Linked DNA regions of Homo sapiens: region 1 is linked to region 2. Evidence: chromatin loops called from intact Hi-C (ENCODE). Cell type or tissue: chondrocyte. All regions are shown on one strand. Each heading gives the region's core, and the rest is flanking DNA. Links, peaks and the distances in the headings are about the cores only. Region 1 overlaps LOC105371742 (a long non-coding RNA gene). Region 2 has its middle 130 kb from the start of TMEM132E.

Region 1 (10,154 bases), core at 3,027-5,526, 87 kb before region 2:
AAAAGATGCAGGGTGGTTGTCTCCATCATATCTCTACTCAATTCGCTTTTTTGGCCTTTACCCTCATCCGATTTGATTTGTTGTTCCTGTTTGCAGTGCCTCTGCTAGTATGACTATCTGAGATCTCAAAACGTGACTGATTTATCTGCATCGGATCCCACAAAAACATAATCTCAGACCAAGAGATTTATTTCATGGTGCAGGAGGTCAACATAGTCATGAGACATGTAATTCACTGGTCCTATTATACACCAGACCACTTAGAAGCAGGTGGCCTGATAGAATACTGGAATAGCCTATTAAAGGCTTGGAGAAGACACCAGTTTGTGGAAAATACCTTGCAGGGTTGTGGTACTGACCTCCAGGATGTGGTATGCATTGAACCAATGGTTCATGCATGGTGCTGTGTCCCCCGAGAGCTAGAATATACATCTGGGAAACAAGGGTTGGAAGCAAGTTGGGTCCATCTATCATCACTTCCAATAACCTTCAAGAAGAAGATGTGCTTTCTGTCTCCCCAACTCTAGGCTCTGGTGGAGGCCAGGTTCCGGTTCTACAGGGAGACACAGTAGAGTTCTACTGTGACTGACCCTGAGTGATCCCTGGTCACTTTGAATCCTTCATGTCAGTGGACTAGCAAAAAGAAGGTCGGAGTAATTGACCACGATTTTCACAAAGAGCTGGGGTTGCTGCTACCTAACCAGGATGGGGAAGACTCTGTCTGGAACTCAGGGGGTTCACTGGCGCATCTCTTAATGTTTCCATACCTGATGATAATAGTGAATAGGTAATTGCAGCAAAAACAGCCTAATGGGACTGAGGCAACCAGGGGCTCACCCCCCTTACCTGTCTCATGGATGTTGGTCTGGGTACCTCACTGAGCAAGTGACCCAGGCTGGCAGAATCAGGTAGGCTGAGGGTAAAGGAAATATAGAGTAAGTGGTAAAGGGCATGGGGGATGGATATCTCTCAGGACCTGCTGTAGCTGTTGGAACTGTACCCTGACACATTAACCTTCCTGTCTGAAGAACGTTTTAGAAAATAGAGATTAAGGCCTGCCTTTTCTTGAAAATTCAGCAACAAGGTGAACTTATTTTGGGTCACAGGCAGATCTGAGCTCTACAAGGGGTGGACTGTAGCAGACACTTTGTGTGCCCCACACCACATTCCCTTCATTGATCTGATTTCAGTGCAACTGTGGTAGACAATTCTGGGCATGCTGCCAGCATCTTATCCCAAGCATGCAAAGTGGTATCTCTCTGCTTTTCAGACTCAGGGCTTTCTCAGAAGTCTGAGAAGGCTGCTCAGCCTGTACAAGCATAATGAAAGTGCAGGGAAATGAATACCACTGGGGCTAACCCTCAAACAATGGGGACAGGAGTCAGAGGATAATGTCCTATCCTCCTTCCTTAAGGGATAATTCTGTGGCATATTCAATGTGGTTATGCAGAGGGTCTGGAGTTTTCTACAGAAGTAACTCACTTAATCTATCTTTACTGATTTCTCTTTTTCCCTGTCTCACTCCCCATTTGACTCCCTCCCTCTGGTTTCTTGGGATTATCTCCCAAGTAAATTATCTGCCCCGAAGCCCTTGTTTCAGGCTCCTTTTTAAAGGGGAACCCAAACTAAGATACTTGTTTTCTTCTTTGAGCTTATATAATTCCTATTCAGATCTTCTTCTATGCCTCTTCCTCCCGAATTCTTCCCTGACCACTGGGCCTGGGAGAGAGACCCCTCTTTATTATGACTGTGCTCCCAGTGCCTAGTAGGGTGACAGGTGAATAAAATTCTCTCTGAAAATATTTGTTGAACAAATAGCTTTCCCAGTGGACTCTTCCCAGCAAGAGAGGAGTCACGGATGACAATTGTAAGTGTTGCCACCCTCCGACATGATGCCGCAATACCCGAATACGCCAATGCCAGCTCCCTGTGTGGGGACAGAAGTCCATTATCTGGTCTTATCAGACTCTAATACACCTCAGCGAGGGGCCTTGGTAACTAGGCTGGATAAGTGCTGCACAGACACCATCTCCCTCCCTCGTCTTCCTCTGCTCCCCCTCCCCGCCACATTAAGTGAGTAAGTAATGAGAATGGCTAGAAATTGAATTTTATGAAAAAGTAATCTGCGGCTTAGAGAACAAGCAGGAGGAAGGGGGAGAGATTTGATGAGATGGGGGAGATGATTTCAGGGCCATCAGGGAGAATGAAGGAACATGGGAGCCGACAGGAGAGTCAGGTAGGAGAGTCATTCAATTAGGGAAGCTGAGACGGTGGGGGGACTTGGTCCCCTTCTTCTGCTCTGTCCTTTTTTACCTCTATCCTTTTCATCTCATCTATGGGTATTTTGTCTTCATGCTCATGGGGTGGAGAGGAGGGAGACCAAGACAGAGATGGCAGCAGCAGGGAGCAGAAGACGTTCTGACCACGGAATACATTACTCTGCCTGCAGTTCAGAGAACACTGATGACTGGAATGAACAAGGAAGGAAGGCATGGGGCTGGAGGAGGTGCAGGGATAGATGAAGACACAGAGTGCTAGCATGGCCGCCACCTACCCCATCCCTCTCCACTAGTCCTGGGCCAGCCACAATGGGTGAGCCCTGCTGTTGGGCAAGTTGTGGTCAAAGTAGAGAGCAAGCGAGGCTAAATACTTGTTACAGGGAGGAGAGCATGTTTGTTGTGCATCCTATGATGTGTGAAGCCCTCCCTGAGTGTGTGTATGAATGATCTTGTTATATACTGACAGCAACTTTGCAAGCATTCCCATTTGCAGGATGAGTAAAGTGAAGCCCATAGAGATTAGAAGAATTCCCAGGGACTCTCAGCTGGTGAGATAATCAGTCCACTCATAGAAGGCTGAGAGCTGCCTAGGATGTACCATGGGAATTGTGCCAAAGCCTGTACTGACCAATGTCCATGCTTGTGATCAGAAGATGGTCAATTCAGGGATTGATTGTGGGCAAGGCAGACCTGTGCCCTGGTGTATTCTTTTCTCACAGTCAGCCAGTCTTCATCACAAACCTCATCTTCCTCCCCAACAGTCCTCCTACCATTGTGTTTTCTCACAAACACTGTGTTCCCCCTCCTTGGACTACAAGCCTTCTGCTCACCCTCCACCCACCCCACTGCCATTTGCAAACAGCTAAGTGGAACTCAGCTTGAGCTTGATGCTTGGTGATGATGAGTTTCCCAGCAGGGGAAGGGTTTGCTTTGCAGAAACAAAAGACCAAAGCAGTAACATTAAATCTTCCTTCTTGTCCACACTCAGAGCTGCTGAGGAGGCCCAGACAGACTCTCTGGGAAAGCAGCAATGGGGTAGAGCCAGAGCAAACAGAAACCCCAGGGGGTTAAATGCCATCAATAGCAATGCCCAAGCAGGGCTGATGGGATAATGGAAGGGGGTATGTGTGTGGCCATTAACAGGCAGATAAACTAACAGAACCACAGGGGGAAGAAGCCACAGTGAGACTGGGCTTGACTGGAAAACTGAGGAGCTGGATTCTATCCCTGGGTCCATCACCTAATCATAGAATGATTTGATGCTTCAGAATAAAGTCGAATAAAGACTTCCTTTATTGGGGTGGGGGGGTGGGATTAGATTATTTTTAACTCCAGCTAAACTGGAATTTAACTAGCCAATGAAACTCTAAGTTATTCCATGAAAGGGACTATATTTTAGCATAGTTCCTGCATTCAGAAGGGGCTCACTAATTTATTCATCCAACAACTGTGTAACCAGGTCTGATGTTAGGTCCCGGATATAAAATGGTAAATGGAACTGGTCTGAACCCTGCCCCTGGAGTTCCTATTCTAATGCAGAAGGAGACATTAGTAATCACACAAATATCTATATATCATGACAGCCACAATCTGTGCTATGAAGGAATGAGATAGCATCTATGGAGATTTAATTTGAACTGCAGTTTTGATGCAGCCCTCCCTGAGGAAGTGAGGCTGAGGCTGAGATATTCAGAACGAGCAGGAACCCTGTGAAAAGTGGGATAAAACTTCCAGGGGGTGGTATCAGAAGCGCCTGAGATGGGGAAGGGCTTGGCAAGAGTGAGGAATGGACACAAAGCCCACGTGGTGCACAAGGAAAGGCGAGGAGGCTGGGGAGGTAGGTGGGACAGAAGCGGCTGGGCCCGGATAGAGCAGTGAGGATCCTGGGCGATGGGTGGAGCTGTCCTAGGTGCTGATCAGGAGAGCCCACTAAGCCACCAGCCAGACCTTGGGAACTGTGCGAGGGAATCTCAGCCTGGCTGTGGCTTCGAATTAAGTGGGTAATGGGTCCCTCTCCCTCAACCCCACAAACACCACTCTCCCCTTGGCCTTTGTGCAACGTGATACTTCAGTGTCCCTGACAATTGTCATTATTCTGAATATTTTATAAACTCTCTTCATCATCTTCTGAGGGAGCAAGGGGCAGGAAAGATATTCCCTGCCCTAGGAAGTCAGAAAACTGAAGAACCTTGTGATTTTCTCATAAAGAAGGTAAGGCTCAAAACTCTCTAGTCAACCATCTTCTTCATCTTTTCACTCATTCATTTGAAGAATCCAGAATTGTAGGACACAGGGAGCCTCCTGACCAGGTTATGAGATAGGAACCTAAAGGCCCACAGGAAGGTAGCAGAAATGAGTGAAGTGGGTCAGGCGTAAGAAAACTGAGGGATACACAACAGGGAAAGGTGAGGTCTGGGGCACACTGGAGGGGCAACAGTTATGCAGCAACACATGACTGTTGCCATGGAGAGATGTGGGCCCAGTGCTGTCACGGCTTCTGATTTTTAAAGAGACACTGAACATTTGGATTTTTAGGTAAAATTTCCTGATGTATGTGTATCTTAAAACAATCGAATAATTAAAAAAAAACCCTCCTTATGGCTCACAGACTGTAATCCCAGCATTTTGGGAGGCCAAGGTAGGAAGATTGCTTGAACTCAGGGGTTCAAGACTAGCCTGGGGAACATGGTGAAACCCCATCTCTACAGAAAATACAAAAACTATCTGAGTGTTGTGGTGCATGGCTGTAGTCCCAGAAACTTGGGAGGCTGAGTTGGGAGGATCACTTGAGCTGGGGAGATTGAAGTGGCAGTGAGCCATGATCATACCACTGCACTCCAGTTTGAGCAAGACTCTGTCTCAAACAACAACAACAACACCCCAAACCCTCCTCTTGTGAGCCATACAAAGTGCATCTGTGGGGTCAATGGGCCCCTGATTTGCAACCTCTGTGGTCTATTGTCCTTATACTTTAGAGGGGTAACTGGGGTCTATAGAGAGGGTGAAACTTGCCCAAGGTGTCAGGGAACATACATTATTATGAAGTAAAATGTACATTCTCTAACTTATAGTTTCTATGATGTGTGAGGCCCAGTGGACACAAAAATGTTTTCAAAAGTTCCCAGCCCTGTGCAAGCACATGGTCTAATGGGCAAGCAGTCCCATCCTTTCCAGGACACAGTGCGATGGTTGTTAGAGATTGTACAAGGGACCTCTAAGGAAGCACAAGTGGCACCCCAGAAATTTCTGGCACTAAAATGCCAGTGGGGCGGAGCCATTCAAAGAATTTGATGGTTCCTTCTGGCCCCAGCAGGCAAAAGGCTTTCTGGTGCTCAGGGGCCCAGCCTCAGAGGGTAGTCCCTGTGCGGGTCCTGAGGCTGGAGACTACCACTTGCCGCTGAAGCCTGGGTTGCAGGAGGTTCAGGCAGGGGATCCGCACTGTGCCCAGTGGAGGGATGGCTGTACCAGCAATTTACAGCCTGCTCTCTGCTACCTAATTGCACCATCAGTGCTTGGTGTCGCAGGGCCAGTGTGAGGATAGATGGGCCGCTGTTATGGACCTAATGGCTGCAGTAAAGTGTGGTGTTTACAGTGTTAAATAGCCTGGCCCACCCCTGCGTGGGGGCCACCTTCCAGCTCCATGTTGGGGCCAGGAGCTCAGTGCATCTGGGGTAGGTTTTTGAGTGGCTTGAGAAGGGGCTCCCCATGAGCCCACTCTGTTCCTTACATCTCCTCCCCGGTCTAGGCAGTGGGGCTCCATGTTGGAAATACAGGCCTCCCTGATGTTGTATTGTTTTCTCCTCCTCTCTCTGGGTCTCTGAGCCAACTTTGAGAACAACCTCTCAAAGGGTAGGGGCTGTGCCTTTACTGAAGGACAAGGGGTCCCCTGAGACAAAAGCAATGTCTCCCCTACAAGACTGGGCAGTTCCCACTGGGCAGGGCTTTATATCTGTCATCCAGTTGGGTGTATTCCCAGAATAAAGTTATATCCCCCTCTTTGGACTTGGCTCTCTGAAGATGGGGCATACCCCTGCTCCAGCAGACTGTGTAATATGTGCTCTGTCTCCCTACCAGGGTCTCTGGACTGAGGACTCCATTCTTTGATTCTTTACCTTGTTAAGCCTCAGCTTCCTAACCTGTAAAATAATCTCTCAACATCCTTCTGCAGGTTTTCTTTCTCTTTTTGTTTTCGGTAAGGATTCAACCTTGTTCCTCAAAACATGGTCTGCAGATAGGCAGCCTCAATGTCATCTGAGAGCTTGTGAGAAATGCAGAATGTCAGGCCCCAACTAAGACCCACCAAATCAGGATCTGGTTTTAACAAAATCCCAGTGACTCTTATGCACTCTAAAGTTTGAGAGATGCCAATTCACAAAGCGCCCAAGAGAATGCTTAATGTAAGTGGGCCTCAGTATGTTTTGTTTCTCCTCCATCCTTATTTTTTTGTTTCCAGTGTCACTATAGAGGCAGTGCAGCTGCAATGAGTGGGTGGAGATGGAAAAACAATTCCAGGGAATGGTGTGAATTAGGTGCTCAATAAATGTTTGGGCAATGCATGAAGAGGTCATTGCATCTGAGCTCTTGAAGTCATCCACCCTGTTCACTAGACCTTGGCCTCTCTGTTTCTCTCCAGATTTTATTCCCCTTCTTCCAGCTTGAGGGAAGAAGGATTACAATCTAAGGATCAGCAAAGCTCCCATGCTACTATGCACAACAATGTGTGCTGAGGCCACATCACTTGGGGATCGAGCAGAGGAAGGGTAGTGGCCAGACACCATGCTGCCCTCAGAGAAGGGACTCCAAATCCCTGGACACAGTCTTAATCCACTGTGGGGAGAATCCTGGGCCAGGTACCCATCCCCATCCCTAGGGGGACTTGTTATGCAGCCCAAGGTAAGGGAGTCTCCCTCTCTGTGGAAAGGAAGACTAGTCCCTATAACATATGTAGGCTTAGAGGGGACCTAGAGATCCAGAGAGTTGGAGCAGATGTAAGCATGCCTCCTGACCTCACACTCAGTTCAAGACTCCCCTCCGCAAGGTCTCTAATGAGGGAGCAACAGTCCTCTCTCTTGCATTCCCAGTGCTGGGAATTTCCCCCTCACAGGCCAGCCTTTCCATGTGTGGACACCTCTCATGGTTAGCAGCGATCCTGATTACAGCCTCCCTATATTTCAAATAAATTAGACTCAACAAACAAAATCAATGCCTACTCTGTGCAGGGCAAGAGGCTAGGCTCTGGGAAGATAAGACATGATCCCTGCTTCAGGGAGTATTTGGGGAGGATAGGGACCTGTGCAGACTCCTGTAACATTAGGCAGAACATGATGATCAGTTTGATAGAGAGCTCAGCAGTCTGGGATCACAGAGGGAAGAGATCATAATTGTTGCGGGTGTGGAGGAAATCGGGGAAGCTGCATGGAGGAGGGAGTGTTTGAATTGGGCCTTGAAGACCGGGTAGAATTTCAGTGGATGTGTTGACTATTCTTCTTGGATGTCTCTCAAATCTACCCCTTCTCTTTATGCTCACAGACCCTGCCTTGTTTCCAGTGGCCTCTTAACACTTGCTTATCACTCTGTCTCTCTCATACCCCCACTCCCTGCCCCTATCCATCCTTTGCTCAGCTGCAAGCATTTGCTCACAGCTGTCAGTGGCCCTGCTGCATACTCCTTGGCACTCAGACCCTGAGGTTCCACATCTCAGCATTATTCCCCCAGTCTACACTCTCCTCCAAGCTCCCCATGCGTGTGTGTTCTTTATGACTATGAGCCATTGCACATGCTATTCCCTTTGCTTGAAACACCCTTCCTCCAGCCTTCTTATGCACCTGCTAATCTTCTATACGTATACTTCAGGACCCAACCTGTGCTGCAGGTGCCGTTTGCAGCCCTCCCTCTACCATAGCAGCCACTACACTATATTTTAGTTACTTTTTGGTGAGACTGTCTTCTCTTGTTGCATCAGGCAGAGGCTTATTAATCTCGTCTTATTCAGCGTTTTATTAGTAGTGCTAACATAGCTACTTAGTGCATGTTGAAGGAACAGATGTCCAAGATACTAAGCAGCATTCCAGGCAGAGAACACAGACTGGGCAAAGGCATGGAGGATGGATGGGATGCTGAGCTGCTCACTATGGCTGGAATGGAAGGTCAGGAATGAGGTAGGAACAGCTGGGAATCAGGGAACAAGCATGTAGGAACAGGCAGGAGCTATTAGGTCCTTCTGGGTCCTAATCCTACTTTTTGGGGGAGGGACTGTCAAGCCCTGGGTCCTAGGTTTGGATGGATGGAGAAGCTGGGCACCTGTCCAGGATTTCCCAGCCTCCTTGGCTTTGCCTTCCTCATTGAGATTCCTCCCCAGAGGCGAGGGGGAGGGGAGATGACTTAGGGACGGCAGCTCTCAGATGTGTCCTCATCCAGCACAGGGAGCCCGCCGGCCGCCCGTATATCAGGGCCAGTGTTGTCTTGTTGCTCGCTGGGAAGGGAAGTGGGGGAGATAATTGTGTCTCCTTGGGAAGAAATATGGGTGCAGGCAGAAGCATCTTTCTTTCAGCTTTGGGAGAAGAGATGTCTACTCAGCATCTTCCTCCGGAGTAGGGTGGGGTAGGGGAGAATGTTTAACCCTTTCCCCTTAAACACTGTCTGTAAAATCAATTCCCAGAGGTTAATAATGCATAATTATGCAAAAGGAATTTGGAATAATTCAAAGAGGTTGGCTGGGGAAAAGTTCTTGGGGCTAGGAAGGCACAGAGGAGGTGGGAGAACCATAGGAGTTCAAGGGGCCTGTAGGCAAGTTGGAACAAGTATCAGTTTAGAAAGTGGCTGTGGTGGCCGGATGCGGTGGCTCACGCCTGTAATCCCAGCACTTTGGGAGGCCAAGGCGGGTGGATCATGAGGTCAGGAGATAAAGACCATCCTGGCCAACATGGTGAAACCCCGCCTCTACTAAAAATACAAAAATTAGCTGGGTGTGGTGGTGCGTGCCTGTAATCCCAGCTACTCGGGAGGCTGAGGCAGAAGAATTGCTTGAACCAGGGAATTGGAGGTTACAGTGAGCCAAGATCGCACTACTGCACTCCAGCCTGGTGGCAGAGAGAGATTCCATTTAAAAAAAAAAAAAAAAGAAAAAGAAAGTGGCTGTGGTGTCCATTTTAGTCTTTTATGTCTATCCCAATGTCTATCTATCTATCTTTCTTTCTTTTTTTGTTCTTTTTCCTTTTTTTTTTTTTTTGAGACAGAGTTTCACTCTGTATCCCAGGCTGGAGTGCAGTGACACAGTCTCAGCTCACTGCAACCTCTGCCAACCCAGGCTCAAGCGATCCTCCCACCTCAGCCTCTTGAGTAGCTGGGACTACAGGTGGGCACCACCAGGCCTGGCTATTTTTTTTGTATTTTTGGTAGAGATGGGGTTTCACCATGTTGCCCAGGCTGGTCTTGAACTCCTGAGCTCGAGCAATCTGCCTGCCTTGTCCTCCCAGAGTGCTGGGATTCCAGGCATGAGCACTGTGCCTGGCCAATGTCTATCTTTCTAGATGCTCCTGTTTCACCCAGCCCAAGGCATCTCCATTCATCACCTTCCTGTTTCACTCATGGGGAAACTGAGCCCTGGTCCAAGGCCAGAGGCTGGCTCAGCAGGTACAGAAGGGGCTCTTGCTCCGGAGCAGAGAGCCATCCCTCTCCATCACTCAATTAACTTGATTTCAAAACGAGCTTAATCTCACCATCCTCCTTTCATGGCCCCAATCTGCAATTTCCACTAATTAATGATTGCAAATTGCTAAGTAACGAAACACTCGATGGTACTGCTATTATTAATGGCTGGGAGTGGACCTCGAGTAGGGGGAAGGGCCGTTAGCCTGGTGTGGAGGCCATCTGTGC
Region 2 (10,154 bases), core at 2,522-5,021:
CCCATGTATAGGAGCTCAGGAATGCCATGGAGAGGGTGATTTGCATATGTTTTACATATGTTTTGCATATGACAATCAGCCTCAAAGTCTGTTTTCAGGCAGCCTTGAAACAAGCAGAAATCTCACTCTGCCTGATCTGTTTGTCATGGCTTGAAGGGTGCCTGGGCCAGCCCTGTTGGAGTACAAAGGCCAAAGGGGTGGGGGAATTTTCCCCAAAGCCACACAGTGGATGAAGACTGGGATGAAAATAAAAATTGCGTCTCTGGTTCCTGGTCCTATAGGCATTTTCTATCACATAATAATAATAATAAACCATGATGATGACAACAACGGTGATAGTGATGATAAAAATAGTAATACTAGTCAGTACTTACCAGGCATTTACAATATGCTGAACACAGCTGTAACACAACTCATTCAATCCTCACACTAACCCTATGGGGTAGGTGTTACTATTATTCTCATTTGACTCAGGAGGCCACCCAAGAACAGAGAGGTTAGGTGACTTGCCCAAGGGCACAGAGCTGGACATGGCGCAGCCAGGATTCAGACCTGGGCAGTGTGGCCCTGAGGCCATGCTCTTTTCCACCACACCTTGCACTGCAAGTTCATAAAGGAGCAAATCAAGGGTCACTGCCTGCCACAGAGTCTGGCCCTAGCCCTCCACTCTCCAAGGCCCCTCTCCTCTACATCCTTCAGCACTGACCTCTGAGTGGGGGTGGGAGGGACAGGGTCCCTCTGTCTGGGGCTTCTGTCCAGAGATGATTAAAAGTTGATTGCCTTGAGAGCATTCTTTGTCTCCAGGGTGTCAAGCCCAGAACAGCCAAGGAGACAATTGCTGCAGGAGTTGCATCTGTTAATCTCGTATTTGTTAATTTATTTTATTTTCCATCCTCAGAATTAGGATGAGCCTCTTGAACTCAATATGCAAATATATGCAAAGTGAGATGAACAGGCATCTTTAAAACCTTGGCCCGTCTTTTCCCTCCGTGCATTAGAGAAATTGCAGCTCTCCCCAGCCAGTGGGTGGAGGGTGGGGCTGTGGGCAGATGTAGAGGAGGGGTCCTTTGTCACCTGCCATCCACCAGCTCTTCCGTCCCTCCCAGGGATCCTCTTGAGTGGATGGTGTTACTATCATCTCCATTTTACTTAGCAGGCCAGTGAAGCTCAGATGAGTGGAGTGACATGCTCAAGAGCACATGGGAAGGTGAAAGTGGAGCTCAGACACGGGTCCTTTTGACTCCAAATCCCACTTTCCTCACCCTGCCCTGCATACATGCCTTCTTCCTGCCCACAGCCTCACCACTGATTTCCCTTTCTGGCTCTTGTGTGATGGGGGAACTGCAGTGTAGGTGGCCTGGCAGGGGCTGAACTGAGCCTGTGGATGGATGCGCTTTTGAGTTATCTATCCCCACAGTGGTCTCCACCCATGCTCACCTTCTCAGCAGCCCCTTCCTGTGGGTTGGCCCCAGCCCTGTGGCCAGGTGATGGAGAGGAACCCTGAGTACACCTCTCTTGCTCCTCCTGTCCTCCCTACAGGGCCCAGTGGACCGAGTTATTGCTTGCCGGGTGTTTAGAGCTTTCTTGGATTAGAGGCCTTGGCCTAATTGCTAGAAAAGCCTCCCTTGGCTCCCCAGGAAGCAAAACCTGACAGATTTCCCAGCATCAGTCATGCTGCTGGAGAGGGAAATGGAGATAAAGAGAGAGAGGGGTTAGGAGCAGGACTTAGGTCTCTAGAAAAAAGGATTCCTCTTCCTTCTTCACCTCTCTCCCTCTCCTCCTGCCTGTCTTCTCCAACTCTTAGTCTACTGGAAACACCTGATTCAAAGCTAATATCCTGAAGAATGAGGAAAGAGCAGCAGAAAGGCCTTAGGAAGTGGAGTGGAGCAGGTTGGGTCAGGGTGAGATCTGAGAGCTGGGTGGGGATGGGGTGGGGATGAAAATGTGGGTGAGGATGGAGTAGGATGCCCTGGGAAGAGTGAGAAGAGACAGAGCATCAGAGAGTCTGAAGAGGAGCCTATGGGACAAAAGAGGAATATTATTGTTATTATTGAGACAGAGTCTCACTCTGTCACCCAGGCTGGAGTGCAGTGGAACAATCTCTGCTCACTGCAACCTCCACTGCCTGGGTTCAAGCCATCTTCCTACCTCAGCCTCCCGAGTAGCTGGAACTACAGGAACAGGCCACCATGCCTGGCAAATTTTTGTATTTTTGTAGGGGCAGGGTTTCTCCATGTTGCCCAGGCTGGTCTGGAACTCCTAGGCTCAAGCGATTCCCCTGCTTCAGCCTCCCAGAGTGCTGGGAGTACAGACATGGGCCACTGACCCTGGCCAGGAATACTATTTTTGAAAAAGGTTGTGAGGGGGAATGCTAAGGACATGTTTCTGTAATCTCTAGACCCATCCCAATAGGTTTTTGCAGGATCTGAACTCTGAGATTGGAATATCTTGAAGTCCACGCCCCTGTCTCCTTGTCAGGATGGCCCTCTCCTCTGTACTCAGAGACCAGAGGAGTCGGGAGGACAGAAGACAGGGAGGGGAGTCACACAGAAAGACCACAGCTGCAACCCTCGAATTTCTCACCTGTTTCCTGAAAGCAGAGTGTGTTCAAGGCTGCAGCCTGTTGCTTGGGGAAATATGCTGAGGCGGAAAGCTGGGCTGCAGCCCGGTGTTGGGGGAGAGGTACCACCATCTGTTCCATAGAGAAACAGATACCACTGGCACAGCCAAGTCAAACAGCCTAGATGGAAACAGGTTCCCCTAGAACCTGAGCAGCATTAGCCAGCTTGCCGGCAGGCTTGTCAATGAGCAGTCAGGGGCTCCTAAGCAGGGGAACCACAAACAGCCCTCCTCAGGGCAAGTGGGTACCACCAGGCTACCCCATGACACTTTTCTTTCAGTCTCCTTCCCTTCACCAAATTATTCTCCATCATTAGGTTTTATTGGGAAAGAGTGGGAGGGAATTTGACAAATAAATAAACATTTTAAAGACAAACAAATAAGGGAGCAGGCCACTCTTTTCCTCTTTGATTTTTTAAAGGAAAAATTAATTTTCCTTTGCCTAAGTACCTGTCACCTTAAATTAATCTCTCTAAGAGCAAAAATGACAGAGAAGTTGGGTCATTAGGCAAATTTTAATTAGAGGCTCAGATGTCCTTTACTAATAAGATGTTACATATATTTCATTCTGTTCTTGCCTCCCTACTGCCAGGACATCTTTGCAATGCAACCGGAAGCCCTTGGGGAACCAAGCAGATGGGGGCTTAGAGAGATGGGGTTGGAATGAGGAAGGGAATGGTGGATGTTTTTTTCTTCTCATGCAGGTGCTGGGGCAGGGCAAGGGGAGAGAAAGAGTTGGGAGAGATGTTTCTGTTTTCTCCAGGAAGGAGGTCCACCCTAAGGCCGGAGCCAGCTTCCTCTCTCTGGTCTTGGCATCATTGCTGCATCAGGGGTGAGCGCCCAGATCACCCAAGACCAATGTGTGAGTATGTGAGTGTGTATATGAATGTAAGTGTGTGAGCACTCGTGCACAGATATAGCAGTATAGCGGAGATAATGGCAGTTAAGAAGTTCTGATGCCAGACTGCTCAAAATTCACATTTGGGCTCTAATTATGTGTCCTTGGACTAGTGACTTAACTTCTCTGTGCCTCGGTTTCCTCACCCGAAAAAATAGGGATAATACATACTTAACCTCCTACAGGTGTTAGAAGGGTTCAACCTGATAAATGCAGCCCTATATAATGGGCTGGTGACAGTGAGCCCTCTGCTAGATGCGTGTGTGCTCACTTGCCAGTGAGAGTGTGTGTGGGTATGCGTGTGTGCACTGTGGGCATGCTTCGGTGGAAAGAACACTAGCTTTGGAGTCAGAAAACATGGATTTGAGCCACACCTCTGCCACTTCCAGCCTGGGTGACATTGATAGGCCACCTTACACCTCTGGGCCTTTTTAGATCTGCCATCCGCCAGTGGGCTGGGGGATGAGACCCAGGCTTCTGAAGGTCCTCTCTGGGTGGGACTAAGACTCAGATGGGACATGCAGCCCCTCCTGCAAGCACTGGACACAGGTGAGGAGGCCCGCCTGTGCACACCCACCTACTTACCTGGGAAAAAAAACATGCATGTCAGGCTTGCAGCTTATGATGTGCCTCCAAGCAGGCAGGTGCATGCACCTGTGTGTGTGAATGCGGTCAGGGAGAGGATCTGAAAGAGGCTTCCTCCCTGTCCCACAGGGCCCTCCTCTATGCTCCTCTCAATCAAATCCTTCTCTGGCCTGCAAGTGGACATTATTTACCCCAGGCCCCTGCAGGCCACTCTTGTAGACCACAGAGCTCAGTGTCCCCTCCAAGGGCCTGGCGGTCAGAGAAAGTGACAGATATAAGATTTAACATGTTGTCCTCTGTTTCTTCTCCCATCGAATGATGCTCAGGGTAAAGATCAGGACATGATCCAGCAGGAGCTTCTCTTACCCTGTCATGGGAACCCAGGCTTGGGGAACCCCTGGGCCTCTCCTAAAAACATGATTTCCCTGGTTTCTGGCTTTTAATTTCCTTTAGAGGCTGGAGAACACATTTACTGTGAGTCTCATCTTGGATATTTTTGCCTCCCTGACAATGTTTGGAGAAGCAGGTGGAGAGGAGAAAGATGGAAAGGGTCTGTGAATGAGTACAAGAGGGAGAATCATGCATGAAAAGTGCCTACTCTGTTCTAGGCACTGTGCACAGTGCTTTAAATGCCCTGACCCATTTCATCCTTTAACGACGCATAGATACTATCATTAACACTTTTACAGGCAGGAACATTGAGGTTAGGTAATTTACCTAAGGCCACATAGCTAGCAAGCTGACACTTAAGTCAGCTGTGTCTGAGGTTTAATTCTGTCTTCTGCAGGTAATTGTGTGGGCTGCTGACAGGGCCCTGGAGAGTGTCAGAAAGCTCACAGCTTCTGCAGGAGAGAGGAGCTTCCCCTCTCTGGGCCTCCATCTCCTCCAGTGCAGTGAATCAAATGAGCACCAGCAACATCTCCGGAGATGGGGTTTGGAGGGCTCCCTAGAGAACAGAAATAGTGCAGGGGTTTTGAGGGACTGTTGTGCCAGCCAGGGCCAAGTCAAAGCTGTCACTCACACTGACTCATTAGCCCTAAGTTCGTCTTTGGGGCATGAGGTACAAGCTGAGGGCAGAGCCATAGCCAGGACCATTACTCACCACGGCAACACCTCTGCTGCCTGTTGCCACACACTGGTGCTGGACTCAGCTTCCGTGGAAAGGAATGGAAATTGCACTCATTTTCCAGGAACAAAGAGGCCAGCTTGCCGACCTTGCCTGTCTCCTCCTACTCTCGCTCTGTTCCCTGCCTCTGCTTGGTTGCATGAGAACTTTGCTAACTTTCAGAGACCTGGAGGGGACCCAAGAACTCTTGTTATTAACCCCTCCTTCCTCACCCACTCTGGAGGGGAGTTGGGCATATAGATGGGGCAGGAAAAGAGAGTGCTGAGGAGCACAGGCTGTGGGGGAAAACAAAAGAGCTGGGGAAGGTCAAGAAGGAGCTGCAGATAGACTGCTGCTGAGAGGAATCAGAGTGGGGGAAAAAATTCACTCCTTTGACCATCTGTTACATATGATGCACTTCCACACATGTTATCTCATTAAATCCTCACAATAGCCTATCCTCACCCCCATTTTAAACACTGAGGAAACAGGTCCAGAGAGGTTAAGTGACTTTGCCAAGAACACAGAGCATTTCAGGTGGCAGGGTCAATATTTGGACACCAGTCGTGTCTGATTTCAGAGCCCTTTCTACTTTACGACGGTGCCACTTTCCTGACCAGGGTGGGGAGTTCTGAGTTTCAGAGACGAACATCAATGCTAAATTGCTTTGTGAATCCCTCTGAGCCTATATTTACCCATCTGTAAAATAAGAAGATGAAACGAGATGATTTCTAAAGTCCCTTTTAGTACTGGCTTTCCATGCTTAAGACGTGAGTGTTCAACCCCATTAAAAAGTGGGCAAAGGACATGAACAGACTTCTCAAAAGAAGACATTCATGCGGCCAACAAACATATGAAAAAAAGCTCAATATCACTGATCATCAGAGAAATGCAAATCAAAACCACTATGAGATACCATCTCATACCAGTCAGAATGGCTATTATTAAAAAGTCAAGAAACAACAGATACTGGTGAGGTTGCCAAGCAAAAGGAATGCTTTTACACTGTTAGTGGGAGTGTCAATTAGTTCAACCATTGTGGAAGACAGTGTGGTGATTTCTCAAAGATCTATAAGCAGAAATCTAACTAGACCCAGCAATCCCATTACTGGATATATACCCAAAGGAATATAAATCATTCTATTATAAAGATACATGCACACACATATTCATTGTAGCACTATTCACAATAGCAAAGACATGGAATCAACCCAAGTGTCCATCAATGATAGACTGGATAAAGAAAATGTGGTACACACACACCATGGAATACTATGCAGTTATAAAAAGGAATGAGATTATTATGTCCTTTGCAGGGACATGGATGGAGCTGGAAGCCATTATCCTCAGCAAACTAACACTGGAACAGAAAACCAAACACCGCATGTTCTCATAAGTGGGAGCTGAACAATGAGAACACATGGACACATGGGGGAATACAACACACAGTGGGGCCTGTCAGAGGGTCAAGGGGAGGAAGATCATCAGGAAGAATAGCTAATGGATGCTGGGCTTAATACCTAGGTGATGGGATGATCTGTGCAGCAAACCATGGCACACATTTACCTATGTAACAAACCCGCACATCTTGCACATGTACTTCAGAACTTTAAAGTTGAAGAAAAAAAAGAGTTGAGAGTTTGGAGACCTTCCCAAACCCAAAGTTGAGAAGCCTGAATGGCTTGGAAAGACATCAAGGCATTCAGCCTGATCTTTGTTATCAGTGAACTAGGGAGGAGACTTTCTGCCTTTCAAGGCTGTGCCATTGCCACCTTCAGGCACCTTGCATACTTTGGCTATTGGTTCTGGCTCTGCAGAGAAGTGACTGCCTTCATGAGGGGAGTAAAGGGACAGTCCAGCCTCAGGATTCCAGCAAGCAAGGAAATCTGAATAATTGTGTTTCTGGGGCACAATAACTTCTGTTTCCTTGCCCCCTCCCTTCAAGCCACAGACTCCAATTAGCAGCTTAGCACCAAAGTTCCCAGACATTTTCCTTCTTTTGGAGACACTGAATAATGGAGAGGTTTCTGAAGCTGAGATGAGGAGGGTGGGAGGTAGGATGTGAACTTGTAAAAATGTAGTGAGAGAGATTTCAGATTCCTAGATGCTGCACTTTCTTCACGCTTTAAGGAAGGTGTCTGGTTCCTGAAAAGACTCCTGGCCTCAGTATAATTTTTTTATAATTGCCCCATTTTTCTGAGCTATCATCCCAAGTATTGTGGAGTGAGAGGAAGAGACAGGGCTCTGCCTGCTGGAAGAGACCCCATTCTCATCTTATGGGAAGTGTGAACCTGATGAGGGAAGTGTGGCTCCCAGTAAGAAGGAGCACCAACCTGGCAAGATATTGTGGCTATCTCCCTTATGGAATTCTTGGGCTGGTGGGGCAGATATTATTCTGGTTTCTGTTGGTGGGGTGCTGGTCCAGATGAGTTAGGGGAGCTGAATATAAAGTTCGATGCAGAAAGATGACTAAAAAAGAGTATTCAACTGGATCCTACAGGGAAGAGGGTGGTCCCTAAACTCAGGTGGCCTTTGTCTTGGAGAGAGGTGAGTCAAGCCCCTCACGCTCCAGGAGCACAGTAATAAAGGAGATCATAGTTGGGAAAAGTGTGGTGTGTATGTGTGTGTGTGTGTGTGTGTCTGTATGTGTCTGTGTGTGTGTGTGTTTCTGTGTGTGTGTGTGATTCCATGCCTAAGAAAGGAGCTCTTATTCTAAATTTGTTCAACAGAGAATGTAACAAGGAAATCTTGAGACAGATTCTCTTGTTCTGTTCTTTGTCTTTTGGGACAGAAACACTCAAATTGGGAACAAATATGTAAATATTATGTCTCACTCTAAAGAGTTGAAGTTGCTTTTGCACTTTCTTGAGTTATGAGAAAATGAGTGAACCCACCTGGTCACTGCATGACTCCAGAATAATTCTTTCCCCTTCTCTGGGCCCCAGTTTTCTATCTTCAAAATAAATGATTGGATTTAGAAAACCTCTCAGGTCTTTTCCAGTTTCTGACATTCTAGTTTTTGTTTTTCTGCCATTCTGCTCAACCACTTTCCCCTTCTCCCGGCTGTCAGGAGCTGTCCACGGTTCTGAAGAGCTTGGGCCCAGAGAGAATCAACCATATTAGATCTGGCCGAATTACAGTTGCACTTTTTTCCCCCCATTTGTCAGTTGTCATGGTTTTTAAAATTTTAACTTTATTTATTTTTAAATTGACAAGTAAAAGTTGCATATATTTATGGTAAACCACATGATGTTTTGAAATTTCGTGCATGCATGTGGTAAGTCTATAATCAGAGCTGTGGGTGACATAGCCAAAATCTAAGATGGAAATTCTGCCTCCAAGCAGCTTGTGCAAGTCGGAATATACATATAGTAGGATCATGACTAAAGGAGATTAGAGGACATTTAGTCCAGTCCTATCACTTTATTGTGATATTTACTCCCTGGTTGCACTGATCAGGACTGCCATTGATGCCTGTTTTCCCAAAATTTCCTGTGTCTATGGCAGAGGGGTCATGAAGAGGAATTGTGGGGAACTGGAGAAGACAGGGAGCAAGTTATTTAGTCATATGCTCCTCCTTCTTCTTTATGGGATGAGTGTGAGTGTGATTCCATGGGGCTGGCAATGGTCCTCTTATCACCAGCTGATCTCCATGACCTCAAGGTTTCCCTCAGATATCTTTTTTTAAAAAAATACAGAGTCTTACTCTGTCACTCAGACTGGAGTCCAGTGGTGCAATCATAGTTCACTGCAGTCTTGACTTCCCTGGGCTTAGGTGATACTCCTACCTCAGACTCCTTATCTGGGGCCACAGGCACATGCCACCACACCTGGCTATTTTTTGTATTTTTCATAGAGACAGAGGTTCACTATGTTACCTAGGCTGGCCTTGAACTTCTGGGCTTGAGTGATACACCTGCCTCAGCCTCCCAGAGTTCTGGGTTTACAAGCATGTGCCACCACACCTGGCCAGATATCTTAACAAGAGAATTGACCTGAAAAGTCTTACCTTTCCCCTCTATTCCTGGATTTAGAGCAGGCAAGGGGGTTGAGCTTCGGTAACCTGAAGTTCAAGTGGGTTTTGCCTTCTTGGATTTCCGAGGTGGTGTTCAAAGTCTCATTGAATATTTGAGAAAAATAAGATACAGAAGGGAGGGTAGAGGAGAATCTATCATCTATTGAGTCTTCACCATGCTTTGGGTGTTTTACGTTTATTATTTCATTTAGTCCTCCTAAGATCCCTGTGAAGAAAGATGTCTTAATTTCTTTGTGCTGCCATAATAAAATACCATGGATTGGGTGATCCATATGGAACATAAATATATTTCTTACAGTTCTGGAGGCTGGGAAGTCCAAGAACAAGGCATTGGCAGGTTCAGTGTTTAATGAGTATCTGCTCTCTGCTTCCAAGAACGTATCTTGAATGCTGCATCATCTGGAGGGGAGGAATACTGTGTGCCCACATAACAGAAGGTTGGAGGGAAAAAGAGAGTGAGATAATTTCCTTTGTCAACCCCTTTTCTAAGGGCATTAATCCATTCATGAGGGCAGAGCTATCATAACCTAAGCATCTCCCAACACGCTTCACCTCCCAACACTATTGCATTGGGGATTGAGATTCCAACACATGAATTTTGGAAGAGGACAAAAACATTCAAACCATAGCAAAGGATTATTGTTGTTATCAGCTTGATAGATACAGAAGCAGAGGTACAGAGAGATTAAATGCTTGGCCCAGACTCACCAGGTAACAAGAGACCTATACTTCTCCCACTCCAAAATGCATACAGGTCCAGGAGTAGAAAGAAAATGGGCCTAAAATAATCTCATATTGAGTTCTTCCAAATTTCCTGTTTTTCCTCATCTGCAGCCCCTGTCTTTGTTATAGCAGGTAAAATACCAGATTTCTTCTTAGGGTATGTCCATTACTTTTTCTTCTCTGGAGAG

The links. Hi-C counts contacts between places; a loop is a spot of excess contacts. Peaks named below come from ENCODE experiments on the same cell type or tissue, not always from the same donor. Only the 100,000 strongest peaks of a DNase experiment are listed, where the experiment ranks them.
Region 1: a loop joins it to region 2, with 2.7 times the contacts of the local background. A loop is called at or near these places in 3 of 110 quality-filtered maps.

The regions. Positions count from the first base shown.
Region 1 is chr17:34,791,918-34,802,071 of GRCh38, reverse strand. The region is part of intron 3 of LOC105371742 (a long non-coding RNA gene); the gene reads left to right. Among named protein-coding and RNA genes, the nearest start is that of CCT6B, 160 kb to the left of the region's middle. RefSeq lists an enhancer at 2,866-3,565 and a silencer at 4,075-4,275. In chondrocyte, for the core only: no CTCF peak of the experiment used is centred there; no DNase peak of the experiment used is centred there.
Region 2 is chr17:34,704,356-34,714,509 of GRCh38, reverse strand. No RefSeq gene overlaps it. Among named protein-coding and RNA genes, the nearest start is that of TMEM132E, 130 kb to the right of the region's middle. RefSeq lists a silencer at 8,193-8,393. In chondrocyte, for the core only: no CTCF peak of the experiment used is centred there; a DNase peak (open chromatin) is centred at 4,069.